2 separate regions of the Homo sapiens genome follow, and region 1 is linked to region 2. A link is an interaction called in ENCODE POLR2A ChIA-PET data of the cell type or tissue named here. Cell type or tissue: OCI-LY7. All regions are shown on one strand. Links, peaks and the distances in the headings refer to the core of each region. The heading gives the core; the rest is flanking DNA.

Region 1 (7,956 bases), core at 3,672-6,171, 93 kb after region 2:
ATCACCTTGATGGATTGCTTTAGAGCAGCAGTCACCAACCTTTTTGGTACCAGGGACTGGTTTTGTGCAAGACAATTTTTCCACAGGTCGGGGTTGCAGGGGGGCAGATGGTTATGGGATGAAACTGTTCCACCTCAGATCATCAGGCATTAGATTCTCATAAGGAGCGTGCCACCTAGATCCCTCACATGTGCATCTCACAGTAGGGTTTGCATTCATGTGAGAATCTTATGCAGCCACTGATCTGACAGGAGGCAGAGCTCTGGTGGTAATGCTCTCCCACTGCTCACCTCCTGCTGTGTGGCCCAGTTCCTAACAGGCCACGGACCACTAGTGGTCAGCAGCCGGGTTGTTGGGGACCCTGGCTTTAGAGTACGTATTTGAACTGCAGGGAATTTTTCAAAATATACATGCCTTAGGGATAGAGCTAGCAAGTGATTTTTTTTTCTAAGAGACAGCGTCCCACTCTGTCACCTAGGCCTCAGTGCAGTAATGGGATCATAGCTCACTGAAGCCTCAAACTCCTGGGTTTGAGCAGTCCTCCCGCCTCAGTCTCCTGAGTAGCTGGGACTACAGGCGTGTGCCACCATGCTGGGCCAATTATTTCATTTTTTGTGGAGACAGGAGTCTCACTTTGTTGCCCAGGCTGGTCTCAAACTCCTGACCTCAAGTGATCTCCCACCTTGGCCTCCCAAAGTGCTGGAATTTCACAAGTGTGAGCCACTGTGCCTGGCCCCAAGAGGAGTTTTAAACGTTTCTCAGTGACATGATATTTACACACCTGTGGTAAATACCTGCTGTTGAGTGTCTCTAAACTGTGCTCGAGATGAAATACGGAAAAAAAAAAAAAAAAAAGAAATATGGAGCTTTTAGAGCTTTTCATTTACTTTATATGCAAGTCGATGGCCCTCTTTCTTAACTGATTTCTTAAAAATGTTTGCTTTTAGATAAAACATGTATTTTGTTTCTTTTTTTTTTTCTTTTGAGACAGAGTCTCACTTGTTGCCCAGGCTGGAGTGCAGTGGCGCGATCTCTGCTCACTGCAAGCTCTGCCTCCCGGGTTCACGCCATTCTCCTTCCTCAGCCTCCGGAGTAGCTGGGACTACAGGTGCCCGCCACCACGCCCGGCTAATTTTTTGTATTTTTGGTAGAGACGGGGTTTCACCGTGTTAGCCAGGATGGTCTCGATCTCCTGACCTCGTGATCTGCCCACCTCGGCCTCCAAAAGTGCTGGGATTACAGGCATGAGCCACCGAGCCCAGCCAATATTTTATTTCTTTTATTCACCAATACATATTGAACACTGAGATTTTAGTTAATATGTGGTTTCAGGCCCATTTGGTTTTCAAGCACTTCTGTTTTTTTAATGACACATTGCCCTTCCAATCTGGAGAGTAGGTTGATATCTTCTTTACTTTTCCCCTTCCTTGGAACAGTGTGATCCTGGCCAGCAAGAGCCTGAGAAGGAAGCCTTGCATTTTCTTTTTGCTAATGATGTTTTGAGTTTTCTCTAAGTAGGGAAAGGGATTCATTCCTCCTTGTTTTCCCATGGGCACATTCAAGAAGCATGAGCCCTATCTGTGTTAGAGAGGCTTTATGCCAGAACAGTGGATAATATTTGCAGGTGAAAATGACAATAACTAGCCATCGGCATCTGTTCAGTCAATGTATTTGAGAAGATAGTAAAACTGACCTATTCCATTATCCTGGATCTCTTACAAAGCTATAGGTTTCCAGCACATGTCTGCACATGAAGTTTTGATATCCAAATGTACCCAAATGGTTCTTGAGAATGGTGAAAAATGATACAAACAGTATACATAATCTTCATTTAAAGATTGATTTGTTTATAATATAATTAAATGATAAGTTGAATGTATAAAACCTATGCCCATTAAAGAAGTTTGAAACAATGTGTAAATTTAACATGGAAACATGAAAGTCCTGGGAACCCCTTTCGTGCCACTATACACGAAGTTCTGGGAGTTCATACACAGTGCAATTATAATTATAGAAATGGAATCGGCCGGGGCGGCTCATATCTGTAATCCCAGCACCTTGGGAGACTGAGGTGGGAGGATTGCTTCAGCCCAGGAGTTCAAGACCAGCCTTGGCAACACAGGGGGACCCTGTCTCTTAAAAAGAAAAAAAAAGAAAATAAATGGAACTATACATACTAATCTGTAGTTTCTTTTACCTTGGATTTTTTCTTTTAATAACAAAATCTGGTTCAATTTCTTAGTTGGAATATATTTTTTATTTTAAAACTTTAATCATGGAAAATTTCAAGCAGATACAAATGTAGAGAGAATAGTATGATGAATCATTATCGTCCAGCTTCAGTGTTCCCCAAGACAGGGCCAATTTTTTTTTCATCTATTTCCCTTTTTTTCCCTTCCCTTTCCACCCTTGTATTATTGTAAAGCAAATTCTAGACGTATTTCATGCATAAAATTTTCAACATGTATCCCTGAAAAATTAGGACCCTCCTCTTTTTATTAAACTCCAGTACCATTACTATATCTTTAAAAAAGTGCAATTTAGTAGACAATATTCTCAGAATTTTAAAACATAAGACCTTGGTATGAATAATCACTTCCTTGGTACCTGTCTGTATCTGTGAGTGTGCTAGGGGCTTTACATTATTGTTATTCCTTGTGATAACACTGCTGGGTACCTATTATTGTCCCATTTCATGTGTCAAGAAACTGAAGTTTAGAAATAATTGTCTGAGGTTCCAGAGCTATCCAGTGGTTGGTTCTGTGTGGAGAATGTGGGCTGCCTGACTATAAAACATGTGCCTTTTCCACTCTACCACGTATTTATTATGTCTGTGACCACCAGTGATTTTTGCAGAAGAGGAATTCCTCTTATGTGCGAGGCATTTTCTTCTGGTTTTTCATTTTTGTAGCCTGAAATTTCTCACATGTGGTGATGCAATTTTCTGTCTGTTTTAGATTAACAAGTGGTGGAATAACCTAAGTGATGGCCAGCGGACTGTGACAGGTTTGTGTTAGCTTACACGTTTTAACCATTCAAGGGAAGAGAAATCAAACCAAAAGGTACAGTATGTCACAAGCAATGGCTCTTGTACCATGCTCACCAGTGGTTTAGAAGACAGTCTCTGTACTGATAGGCTAATGTAATAGTATATAAAGTGGTGAGGTATAAAGGTTTACATGATGCTCTGGGTCCGTTACTTTCTAATTTTGATTTAGTATGATACTGATTGATCAGTTTTGTTGTAGAATTCCAGCTTGTGGAATAGCTTATTAATTATTACTTCCCTTATTAAAGAAACTAATGGAAACATTAAGTACCTTCTATATTCAGGATGCTGTAATACACATTCTGTCCCTACTTGGAGTTGCTTACAGAGTAGTTGTCTCCCTTTTTACAGATAAGGAAACCGGCTTTCAGAGAAGGAACTTTTGAAAGTCAAACTGCTAGTAAGCAATAGAGCAGAGTTTCAAAACCCAAGTCTGTCCATTCGAAAACCAGTTTTCGCTCTTCTCCCCCATGCTATTTATAAAACCCCATTTAAATGTAAGCATGACATGCATGTCACCATGATAACTTTTTTTCTTTGTAAATTGTTATGGAAAGACAGATTTGGCTCTTCAAGTTAACACCTCTGCAATATTTCATGGAGTCAGTTATTTGAGAAACTTGAAAATAGATTTTTGCCAGGAAGAGTGGCTCATGCCTGTAATCCCAGAACTTTGGGAGGCCAAGGTGGGCGGATTCCTTGAGCTCAGGAGTTCGAGGCCAGCTCAGGCAACATGACAAAACCCCATCTCTACCAAAGATACAAAAAATTAGCCAGGTGTGGTGGTGCGTGCCTGGGGTCCCAGCTACTTGGGAGGCTGAAGCAGGAGAATTTTGAACCTGGGAGGCAGAGGTTGCAGTGAGCTGTGGTCCTACTATTACACTCCAACCTGGGTGACAGATGAGACTCTCAAAAACAAAAAAATTTTTTTTAAGTTTTTTAACGATTGCATAGAAAAGAAAAAATTATTTCTAGAGAATTGCAAAATATTGCTTTTGCTCAAATTTGATTAGACTTAAAGTCTAATTGATTAGACTTAAATAAGCATTTAAGACTTATTTTGTACTCTTAATTTTCTGTACTTAAGTGGAGAAAGGGTGTTTATCTTTCTTCATTCAAACTGTTTATTCTCTCTGGAAGGCTTAATTTTTCTGACTTTATTGGAACCCGATGCAGCTTTCAGGCTTATGGTTCAGACATTGCTTCCTTTAGGAAGTGCTTTCTTTTTTTCTGAACTCATTGCAGTTTTTATCATTGATAATGCAGTGTGCCTTATGTAATTGTATGTGTAACATCCTTGAGGGCAGTATAAGCATCTGGAGGACAACAATGACATCTTTCATTTTGTGACAGCACCTAGCATATATCATGTACACAGTAAGGGCACTCAGTTAAAATCTGTTGAGTGAATGAATGTTGAATGGAATCTTAACCAAGGGATTGAGATTTTTCAGTGTTGCCATAACTAAGACCATAGAATTGATAGGTCAGTGACATCTTAAAATGATTACTTCAAAGATAGCTCTTTAGTAGCACATCTGTTTCCACTAGATTAATGTATTTTGTTTGCTTGCTTCTTTTATGAAAGTAATGAGGCTGGGTGCAGTGGCTTACGCCTGTAATCCCAGCACTTTGGGAGGCCGAGGCGGGCAGATCACCTGAGGTCAGGAGTCAGAGACCAGCCTGGCCAACACGGTGAAACCCCATCTCTACTAAAAATACAAAAAATTAGCTTAGGCGTGGTGGTGCACGCCTGTTAATCCCAGCTACTAGGGAGGCTGAAGCAGAATTGCTTGAACCTGGAAGGCTGAGGTTGCAGTGAGCTAAGATTGCGCCACTGCACTCCAGCCTGGACGACAGAGCGAGACTCTGTCTCAAAAAAAAAAAAAAAAAAAGTAACGAAATTAAGATTTCTTTAGGGTGGCAAGGTTTTGCCTTCACTATTTTCAAAGCATTTCACTATTAGTTTATACCTCACATTCTTTGAAGGTGGTCATGATTTTATGCCATTTAACATATGAAGAAGCCTAGCATCAGAGTTTAAAACCTTTTCTCATGCTGGTGAATACTTTCTTCAAAGAAGCTAGAGGTAATTAAAAATCAGAATTCTTTCCCCCTAGTCTTTTTCTTTTTTGAAATCAAATCAGCCATTTGGCATGAAGAGCGTAGCAGTAGAGAGAGATGCTTGTGATCTGTCTTGCAACTTGAATGTAAGCTGCTTTGAACAACATAAATGTGAATGGTCATGCTGCAGGTCTTAAATCTTTATTGTTAGATTATCCAAGTGACTTTAACCTCAGGAAATGCCATTTGAACTGTCTTGTGTCACCTCAGACTTTTCTTGTAGGAAATAATTATTCTAGTAATAGTGATTCTAGCTTTACAATGTCTGTAAGTGGTGCTTAATCAATTACCTATATATGAGAGTCTCAAGAATAAACTGTTTATTTAGTATGTCTTGTCTTCTTCCTGGGGTGCCAATTAGTCCAGCTTTCCTTGCTGAGCACTCCTGATTGCTTCTTGTAGACTGCAAAGTGAAGTTGGCTCAGCTTCTGGTTTTAATCAGTGATAGATTTATGGGGTGACAGGTCTACTCCGTCCCACTTTCTTTCTTTGGATTGGAGATGTTTTCCGAATGGGTTTTTTTTTTTTTCGTTTTATATTTTGAAAGAACTTGACAAGTTTGACCTAGAGAGTTTTTAAAGCTTTGTGAGACCAGTGTGCCTCTCTGCTTTGTAGTATTCATACCTAGACAATGGCAGCATGAAAGCTCTAGTCGGTTAAAGATTTCTCACTGCTACACCAAACACTTCATGTAAGTATTCCTTGCCATTGAATCTGTTGAGCTCTTGAATTTGGATGGAAAGATTTTGGATACGGTAAGTTCAGACAGTAAAGTGTTAATCCAAATATACATAGTTTCTGAGTTTCAGAGAATGAGGGGTATCTCAAATTTATCCATGTCTCTTTGGTTCCTAGGTATAGGTAAGAACAGTCAGATTGTAAGGCATACCCATAATTTATTTTATTGTTAAGGTGGCATCTGGTGGTGAGGTAAAAAACCCCTTTCTAGCTGGGTGCAGTGGCTCATGCCTGTAATCCCAGCACTTTGGGAGCACTTTTGGGAGGTGGATCACCTGAGGTCAGGAGTTGGAGACCAGCCTGGCCAACATGGTGAAACCCCATCTCTACTAAAAATACAAAATTAGCTGGACGTGGTGGTGCATGCCTATAATCCCAGCTACTTGGGAGGCTGAGGCAGGAGAATCGCTTGAACTTGGGAGGCAGAGGTTGCAGTGAGCCGAGATCATGCCATTGCCCTCCAGCCTGGGCAGTAGAGTGAGACTCTGTCTCAAAACAACAACAAAAACCTCCCCTTCTTACAGCTGATGCCAGGTTTGGAGTCTGTAGTTTTGTTTTTGTTTTTGTTTTGAGATGGAGTCTTGCTCTGTCACCCAGGCTGGAGTGCAGTGGCGTGATCTCTGCTCACGGGCAAGCTCTGCCTCCTGGGTTCACGCCATTCTCCTTCCTCAGCCTATAAGTGCCCGGCTAATTTTTTTGTATTTTTAGTAGAGACGGGGTTTCACCGCGTTAGCCAGGATGGTCTAGATCTTCTGACCTCGTGATCCACCGCCTCGGCCTCCCAAAGTGCTGGGATTACAGGCGTGAGCCACCGCGCCCGGCGAGTCTGTAGTTTTTGACTGTTCTGTCTCAATCTGTCTGTGCAAATCCCTTTTTAAAGCTATGCTAGGAAACTTGTTTTAATCCTTTTTTTTTGGTTTGTTTGGGGATTTTTTTTTTGGTCTTAATTTTTATTACACAGAAATAATCTCCCCAGGCTTCATATTGCTCTGAAAAAGTGTTTATAAGCCCACTAGGTATTTGTGGGGCAAGCGGGGAGTATAACGTGGCATTCTTCAAACTTAAATTTGTCATCCCTGGTGCTTTTATATTTCACCTAATTTTCTGTTCTATTGCCCTGATCTGTCAGCCTTTTAAGCCTCTCCTAGAGGTCCCCAGGCAACCCCCAGAGAGAATATTTTCTCCTCCCTTTCTAGCTTTCAGGGTTGTCTTTGAGGCACTTGCCAGGTTTTCCTGTTAGTTCAAGAGAATGCTGACTTTACTGTATTGAGATTCAGGTAAAGCCACAGGAAAAAATCAGCTAAATTATTATTTTTGATCAAGAAGGAGCAAGGACAGAAAAGGATAGGGAGAGAGATCGCAAGAAAACTGTGCCGTAGTTCCTCTACTAGTGTATTTTTTGTCAGCTCCAAAGCTTAGTCACTACTACTCTCCAGTCTTTGACCCCTTGCCCCAACTTCTAAAGTCTATTCTTTTTTCTTTGCTGTTCTGTTTCTGCCAGGCTTATTCTTTTTCATTTCAGTTCTCTCTCTCCTTGTACCTTTTCAAGGTTTTGAGCTGTCTTCCCAGACTAAGGCCTCCTTACCTATTCCTGATGTTGCTGGTAAGGCAATGTTTTCCTTGGTCTTATAGCCCATCTTTACCTTTTAATCAGAATCAGTCACTGTTTTTCTGTAACTCCTGACTTCCCAGTCTGCAAACAAGTTATTTTTGTAGAAGAATAGCAAAGTTAATCCTTGAGTGCCAACCACACTTCAAGTATCATGCTATGTGCTTTACATGCATTTCTATTATTATTAGTCATCATAAGAACCCTGTTATCCTCATTTCTCAGATGGGGCAAGGAACGGCCAAGTAACTGCGATCACACAGCTAGAACTGGGTGGATTCGGGAATCAAATCCACTTCATGTATCAAAGAATAGGGTTTTTATTATGTCCTTTTCACTTTTCTAGAATAGCAAACCACCATTAATTACCTTTCTGATAAACCACACTGCCTCCCCCTATCAAGTATCTGGGTGCTGATTCACAGCACAAATTGCA
Region 2 (7,956 bases), core at 3,397-5,896:
TCTTACCACGGGCAGTAAAAAATCAGAATATCATTAGCAAACATATGTTCTTCTGTACATAGTCACTAACCTGGCTACTCACAACTCTTAAAGTGCTCAAGGCATGAGGGAGGCTTATTCTGAGATTTGTAAACATTATTTGTGTAAAGAGGGAAAAGCCGGGTACTATGCTTAGTACCTGGGTGAGAGGATCATTAGTAACCCAGACCTCAGCGTCATGCAATATACACATGGATCTGCATGTAACAGATGTAATATACACACGGATAAGCATGTAACAGATGTGATATACACACGAATCTGCATGTAACCAATGTGATATACACACGGATCTGCATGTAACCGATGTGATATACACACGGATAAGCATGTACCAGATGTGATATACACACAAATCTGCATGTAACCGATGTGATTTACACACGGATCTGCATGTAACCGATGTGATGTACACACGGATCTGCATGTAACCGATGTGATGTACACACGGATCCGCATGTAACCGATGTGATGTACACACGGATCCGCATGTAACCGATGTGATATACACACGGATCCGCATGTAACCGATGTGATATACACACGGATCCGCATGTAACAGATGTGATATACACACGGATCCGCATGTAACAGATGTGATATACACACGGATCTGCGTGTAACCGATGTGATATACACACGGATTTACGTGTAACCGATGTGATATACACACGGATCCGCATGTAACCGATGTGATGTACACACGGATCCGCATGTAACCGATGTGATATACACACGGATCTGCATGTAACCGGTGTGAGGTACACACGGATCCGCATGTAACCGATGTGATTTACACATGGATCTGCATGTAACCGATGTGATGTACACACGGATAAGCATGTAACCGATGTGATGTACACACGGATCCGCATGTAACTGATGTGATGTACACACAGATAAGCATGTAACCGATGTGATTTACACACGGATCCGCATGTAACTGATGTCATATACACACGGATCCGCATGTAACAGATGTGATATACACATGGATCTGCATGTAACCGATGTGATATACACACGGATAAGCATGTAACCGATGTGATATACACACGGACCCGCATGTAACCGATGTGATGTACACACGGACCCGCATGTAACCGATGTGATTTACACACGGATCCGCATGTAACTGATGTCATATACACACGGATCCGCATGTAACAGATGTGATATACACACGGATCTGCATGTAACCGATGTGATATACACACGGATAAGCATGTAACCGATGTGATATACACACGGACCCACATGTAACCGATGTGATGTACACACGGACCCGCATGTAACCGATGTGATGTACACACGGACCCGCATGTAACCGATGTGATGTACACACGGACCCGCATGTAACCGATGTGATGTACACACGGACCCGCATGTAACCGATGTGATGTACACACGGATCCGCATGTAACCGATGTGATGTACACACGGATCCGCATGTAACCGATGTGATGTACACACGGATCCGCATGTAACCGATGTGATTTACACACGGATCTGCATGTAACCTATATGATATACACACGGATCTGCATGTAACCTATATGATATACACACGGATCTGCATGTAACCGATGTGATTTACACACGGATCTGCATGTAACAGATGTGATATACACACGGATCCGCATGTAACCGATGTGATGTACACACGGATCCGCATGTAACCGATGTGATTTACACACGGATCTGCATGTAACCTATATGATATACACACGGATCTGCATGTAACCTATATGATATACACACGGATCTGCATGTAACCGATGTGATTTACACACGGATCTGCATGTAACAGATGTGATATACACACGGATCTGCATGTAACCGATGTGATATACACACTGATCTGCATGTAACCGATGTGATATACACACTGATCTGCATGTAACCGATGTGATATACACACGGATCCGCATGTAACAGATGTGATATACACACGGATCCGCATGTAACCGATGTGATTTACACACGGATCTGCATGTAACCGATATGATATACACACGGATCTGCATGTAACCTATGTGATTTACACACGGAGCTGCATGTAACCGATGTGATATACACACGGATCTGCATGTAACCGATGTGATTTACACACGGATCTGCATGTAACAGATGTGATATACACACGGATCTGCATGTAACCGATGTGATTTACACACGGATCTGCATGTAACCGATGTGATTTACACACGGATCTGCATGTAACCGATGTGATTTACACACGGATCTGCATGTAACCGATGTGATTTACACACGGATCTGCATGTAACCGATGTGATATACACACGGAGCTGCATGTAACAGATGTGATATACACACGGATCTGCATGTAACCGATGTGATATACACACGGATCTGCATGTAACTGATGTGATATACACATGGATGAACATGTAACCGATGTGATATACACATGGAGCTGCATGTAACCGATGTGATATACACACGGATCTGCCTGTAACCGATGTGATAAACAGACGGAGCTGCATATAACTGATGTGATATACACATGGATCTGCATATAACAGATGTAATATACACACGGATCTGCATGTAACCGATGTGATATACACACGGAGCTGCATGTAACTGATGTGATATACACATGGATCTGCATGTAACAGATGTAATATACACACAGATCTGCATGTAACTGATGTGATTTACACATGGATCTGCATGTAACTGATGTGATTTACACACGGATCTGCATGTAACCGATGTGATATATACACAGATCTGCATGTAACCGATGTGATATACACACGGATCTGCATGTAACAGATCTGCAGATGTACTCCCTGAATCTAAAATAAAAGTTCAAAAACAAAACAGGGAAAATCTTCCTGTATAGCTGTTTCTCTTGCAAATGAAAAATTAAATTCTGTGCCCTGCAACTAACTGAATAAACTCTCCTCTAGGCCAAGGGTACCCAATGGAACCTGAAAATCTATTCAGACCATGAAGGGAAGACAATGTTGGACGTGCCTTATTATACTCCCCTGCCTTTAGAGTTCAGGCACACAACTGACGAGCATTAACATTTATATAGAGATCCTAAGACTGACAGAACAGTCTCTTTGTAGCTGTAAGATACCTAATTCCAACCTCACTCTATTAAAATAATAGAGCATCACAGGACAGATAGCAGGGCCCTGGAAGAAATGCATATTTTGAAATGTCTCTGCAAAGCTGTCTGTTGAAGGGGAAGTTCTGCATTACGTAGAGAATCTCCTTCCTTTACTAGGTCTCTCCAGAGGGTCTGACACCTTTGATAGGAGACATTCACATCTGTTCTCTCTGACGTCTGCTACTGGGAGGCTTCATCTACATGACAAGAACCTTGGCGTCCACACCCTGTCCCCCACCACTCCCCCACCACTCAAGCTAATTTCAACTCTTCAGGCAGAGCTTAACCCTTTCAACCAATTGCCAATCAGAAAATCTTTGAATTCACCTTTGACCTTTAAGCTGCACCTCCCTGCCCCATGTTGCCCCACCTTTCCGGATCAAACCAGTGATTACCCCACTTATATTGATTGATGTCTCATGTCTCCCTAAAACATAAAACCAAGCTGTAATCCAACTGCCTTGGGCCTGTTCTCAGGACCTCCTGAGGCTGCGTCACTGGTCATGATTCTTAACCGTGGCAAAATTAACTCCTAAATTGATTGAGACCCGTCTCAAGGTACTTTCTGGTTTACATTCTGTATTCTCATATTAGTGTTAAGAATCTGAGTGCGCCAGGGAGATCCTCAGGAATATATTTGAACCTTTTCTCTCCTCCAGCAGCCAGCCAGTTACTATGTCCTACTGAATTTACCTCCCGAAACTCCATCCCACCATCACAACCCCAGTTCAGGCCTTTATCATCTCTTACCTACAGTGTTACAGCTGCCTCGTTTTGAACCTGTCTTCCACACGGTCAGCTGCGAGATCTAGTTAAAAACATGAGACCAGCTAGGTGCGGTGGCTCATGCCTGTAATCCCAGCACTTTGGGAGGCTGAGGCAGGCAGATCACCTGAGGTCAGGAGTTCGAGACCAGCCTGGCCAACATGGTGAAACCTCGTCTCTACTAAAAATACAAAAATTAGCCAGGCGTGGTGGCGGGCGCCTATAATCCCAGCTACTTGGGAGGCTAAGGCAGGAGAATTGCTTGAACCCGGGAAGGCGGAGGTTGCAGTGAGCTGAGATCACGCCACTGCACTCCAGCCTGGGCGACAGAGTGAGACTCTATCTCAAAAAAAAACACACACACAAAACATGAGACCAACCAACTTTCCTGCATGGAGTCTTTCAGTAACCTTCCATTTTCAAATATTTTCCCTGATAGGGCACATACAGAAAAGGCTATTTGTGTGGAACACAGGAGGCATGAAAGAGGCTGCTCGCTCCCAGAGGCAGCTGGTGTGGCAATATCAGCCATCCCAGGTCCTTCCTAGCCCAACAGAAGTCAGACACACCTGTCACCCTTTCTGTTGAGAAGTTCTTTGTGGGGCCAAAATTCAAAGCCTTTCTTCTGTGACCACAGCCTGCTTAGTCGGCCTCATCTCCTGCCATTCTTTAAGTGCACATCTGTTCCAGCTGTGCCGAATCACTGTGGTGGTGTGTTTTGCTACCCCGTGCCTGTGCTTGTGTTGTTTTCTCTGCCTGCTCTCTCCTTTCCCCACCCGGTCATCTGTGGCTTACCTTTTGAGAAGCAATACAGAAAGTCTTACCTGAAACATGCCTGCCAACCACCCCACACCTAAGCCAAATAGGTCAAGTATGCCTCCCAGGGGTTCCCATGCTGCCCTGCGTATAGCTCTATCATCACATTGAGCACATTTCACTGTAATTATGTGATTATTGATCTGCCTGTCCTACCAGTCTGTGGCAGGCTCCTCAGCCAGGTCCCTAGGGGTGGGGACCTGGTCTTCATCCTCTTTGCTGCTCCTGGGCTTCATCCTGGGTCTGGTTTGTGGTAGGTGCTCAGTAAATGTTAAATAGATGAATGAATGCTTCTGACAAAGAGGAAATCTAATCTAGACCCCTGTGAAGCTGCCGGTTGTCCGATTCTGTTGCTCTGCAGGTGACTTAGTTTTATGGAAATAGTTCTTCCCTTCTGAGTCCATGTTTCTTTTTTTCTTACCTAGGGCAGCTTGTGCAGCTGGAAGAGAAAGGGCAGGGTTCAGTGCCCTGGTCAGTATATGGTGTCTACATCCAGGCTGCTGGGGGCCCCTTGGCATTCCTGGTTATTATGGCCCTTTTCATGCTGAATGTAGGCAGCACCGCCTTCAGCACCTGGTGGTTGAGTTACTGGATCAAGCAAGGAAGCGGGGTAAGGTTACTCATAAATGGGAAAGTTCTGTGTCTAAGAATGTGGCCGTTTCTCCCTATTCCCTGGCTATTCTTAGGGAAACTGTTCTAGTTTTCACTTAAAAGAAGCTGTAAAGAGAGATTTTTCCAGGATGAAAAGATGAGTCCCTAATGTAGCCTCACCAGAAGGAAAAAAACGCTGACCAACCCACAGGGCAGTAGGGCGTGCAGTAGGACACCTGCAGGCTATCTGTTCTCATCCGTTGTGTATTAGTCCATTTTTGCACTGCTACAGAGAAATACCCAAGACGGGGTACTTGACAAAGGAAAGAGGGTTAATTGACTCACAGTTCCACATAACTGGGGAGGCCCCAGGAAACTTACAATCATGGTGGAAGGCAAAGGAGAAGGAGGCACCTTCTTCACAAGGTGGCAGAAGAGAGACAAGACAGCGTGTGCGGGAGGACATGTCAAACACTTTTAAACTGTCAGATCTCATGAGAACTCACTGTCACGACAAGAATAGCATGGGGGAATCCACCCCACAATCCGGTCACCTCCCACCGGGTCCCTTCCTCAACACCTGGGAATTACAATTCAAGATGAGCTTTGGGTGGGGACACAAAGCCAAACCATATGACATTAGAATAGAGAGAAAGAGGGCTAGGTGTGGTGGATCATGCCTGTAATCCCAGCACTTTGAGAGGCCAAGGCAGGTGGATCACTTGGGGCTAGGAGTTCAAGACCAGCATGGCCAACATGGCAAAACCCTGTCTGTACTAAAAATACAAAAATTAGCTGGGCATGGTGGTGCACACCTGTAATCCCACGTACTTGGGAGGCTGAGGCATGAGAATTTCTTGAACTCAGGAGGCAGAGGGTGCAGTGAGCCATGATTGCGCCACTGCACTCCAGCCTGGGTGACAGAGTGAGACACTGTCTCAAAAAAAAAAAAAAAAAAAAGAGGTGGACAAAGCCATGACCAGGTCCCAGGGTGGGTCATTATCCTGTACCCTGCCCTGCCCTTGAGCTGAGAATGGCGCTGAGCAGGGGCTCTTGGCAGTCGTTAGGAGTCTGGCCTCATAGAACTTTGGCTTCAAACAGAACACCACTGTGACTCGAGGGAACGAGACCTCGGTGAGTGACAGCATGAAGGACAATCCTCATATGCAGTACTATGCCAGCATCTACGCCCTCTCCATGGCAGTCATGCTGATCCTGAAAGCCATTCGAGGAGTTGTCTTTGTCAAGGTATGCATTGGTGGGTGGTCTCTGCCCTCCTCCCTGGTGACCTGTGGTCAGGCTTTGGTGTGGCGTCTCTCAGTTCATGCTGAGTAGGGGAGCTCCCTTAACCAGGATGGCCCTGGCTGAGATGACTCATATTCCGTTAGCCTCCACCTTTTCTCACTTGCCACCTGTCCCTCCTGACCCCTCACACCTCCCCGCTTTGGGAGTGGATGTGCTGCGGAGCGGTTCTCTGGACCAGTAGGAACAGAGCCGTCCCTGGGCCCTGACCACTCTGTGCTCTGCTCCTCAGGGCACGCTGCGAGCTTCCTCCCGGCTGCATGACGAGCTTTTCCGAAGGATCCTTCGAAGCCCTATGAAGTTTTTTGACACGACCCCCACAGGGAGGATTCTCAACAGGTTTTCCAAAGACATGGATGAAGGTATTTCTCACTGAGCCTTTTTTTAATACTCTGGAGCTCACTGTGCTTCCAGCCTTCTAGATGATTCTCCAAATGTGCAGATCTGTCTGTCTGTAGATCCTGAGAGCACAGTGACTGCTGGTGTTTTCACCAGGAACATTGCAACTGCATTTTCTGTCTTGTTTGACCTGAAAATAAATTCAATGAATTGAGTTAGCAGAAAGGCTTTGAACAGAGGCATCTGAGATTCTGAAACACACACAGATTTTAAAGCAATGCATTGGTTTCTGGATGCCTACAACCTGGCAGGTTTTCTGGCTGTTGTATGGGCTGTGCCTGCACCAGAACTGAAATACTGTACCCCCACAGTTCAGAGTAACAGTAAAGCCCCTGACATTGACAGGGGGCTTCCTGTGTAGCAAGCAGCATGCTCAGTGTTTTATGCATGTTACCTTAATCCCCGCAGCAGGCCTGTCAGGCGGGTGTTGTTTCACTCCTTGAATAATGAGAAAGCTGCTATCTGGAAAGGTCAAGGAACTGGCCCAAGATCTACAGCTATTGAGTGACAAAGCTGCAAATTGAACCCAGATCTTTTTGACCCCAAAGCTAATGTTTTTAATTGCTGCACTGTAGCTGCCTTCATGGAAGGGGTTTGTTTCAGGCATTGATAGGCCATTGTAAACCCATGGCCAGAGGTAACAAGAAATCAGAACTATCCCTGATACTCGAACTGATACATAACATGTTCCCATTTCTGCTAAACACACACGCATGTGCTCACACATGAATGGAAAAAAGAAAAAAAGTAAATAATAGCAACATGTCTGGGATTTGCATGAAAATACTTTAACCAGAAGAAAAAAGGCGGTGGGGTGGGGAGACAGCCAAAAAGAGATGAAAGTTGATAACTGTTGAAGGGTCTGTGCTCTTCCTTTAATTTTTATGTATGTTTAA

What was found. ChIA-PET counts read pairs that join two places held together with the same protein. Peaks named below come from ENCODE experiments on the same cell type or tissue, not always from the same donor. Only the 100,000 strongest peaks of a DNase experiment are listed, where the experiment ranks them.
Region 1: POLR2A ChIA-PET joins it to region 2 with 6 read pairs; 3 of 35 experiments call an interaction of 5 or more read pairs at or near these places.

The regions. Positions count from the first base shown.
Region 1 is chr3:183,857,803-183,865,758 of GRCh38, reverse strand. PARL (presenilin associated rhomboid like) reads left to right here. Exons shown (of 10, transcript NM_018622.7): 4 at 2,958-3,006. Among named protein-coding and RNA genes, the nearest start is that of PARL, 23 kb to the left of the region's middle. In OCI-LY7, for the core only: no CTCF peak of the experiment used is centred there; no DNase peak of the experiment used is centred there.
Region 2 is chr3:183,950,508-183,958,463 of GRCh38, reverse strand. It overlaps ABCC5 (ATP binding cassette subfamily C member 5), which reads left to right. Exons shown (of 30, transcript NM_005688.4): 18 at 5,194-5,378; 19 at 6,461-6,607; 20 at 6,894-7,023. Among named protein-coding and RNA genes, the nearest start is that of ABCC5-AS1, 52 kb to the left of the region's middle. In OCI-LY7, for the core only: no CTCF peak of the experiment used is centred there; a DNase peak (open chromatin) is centred at 4,603; H3K4me3 peaks cover 730 bases; H3K27ac peaks cover 2,500 bases.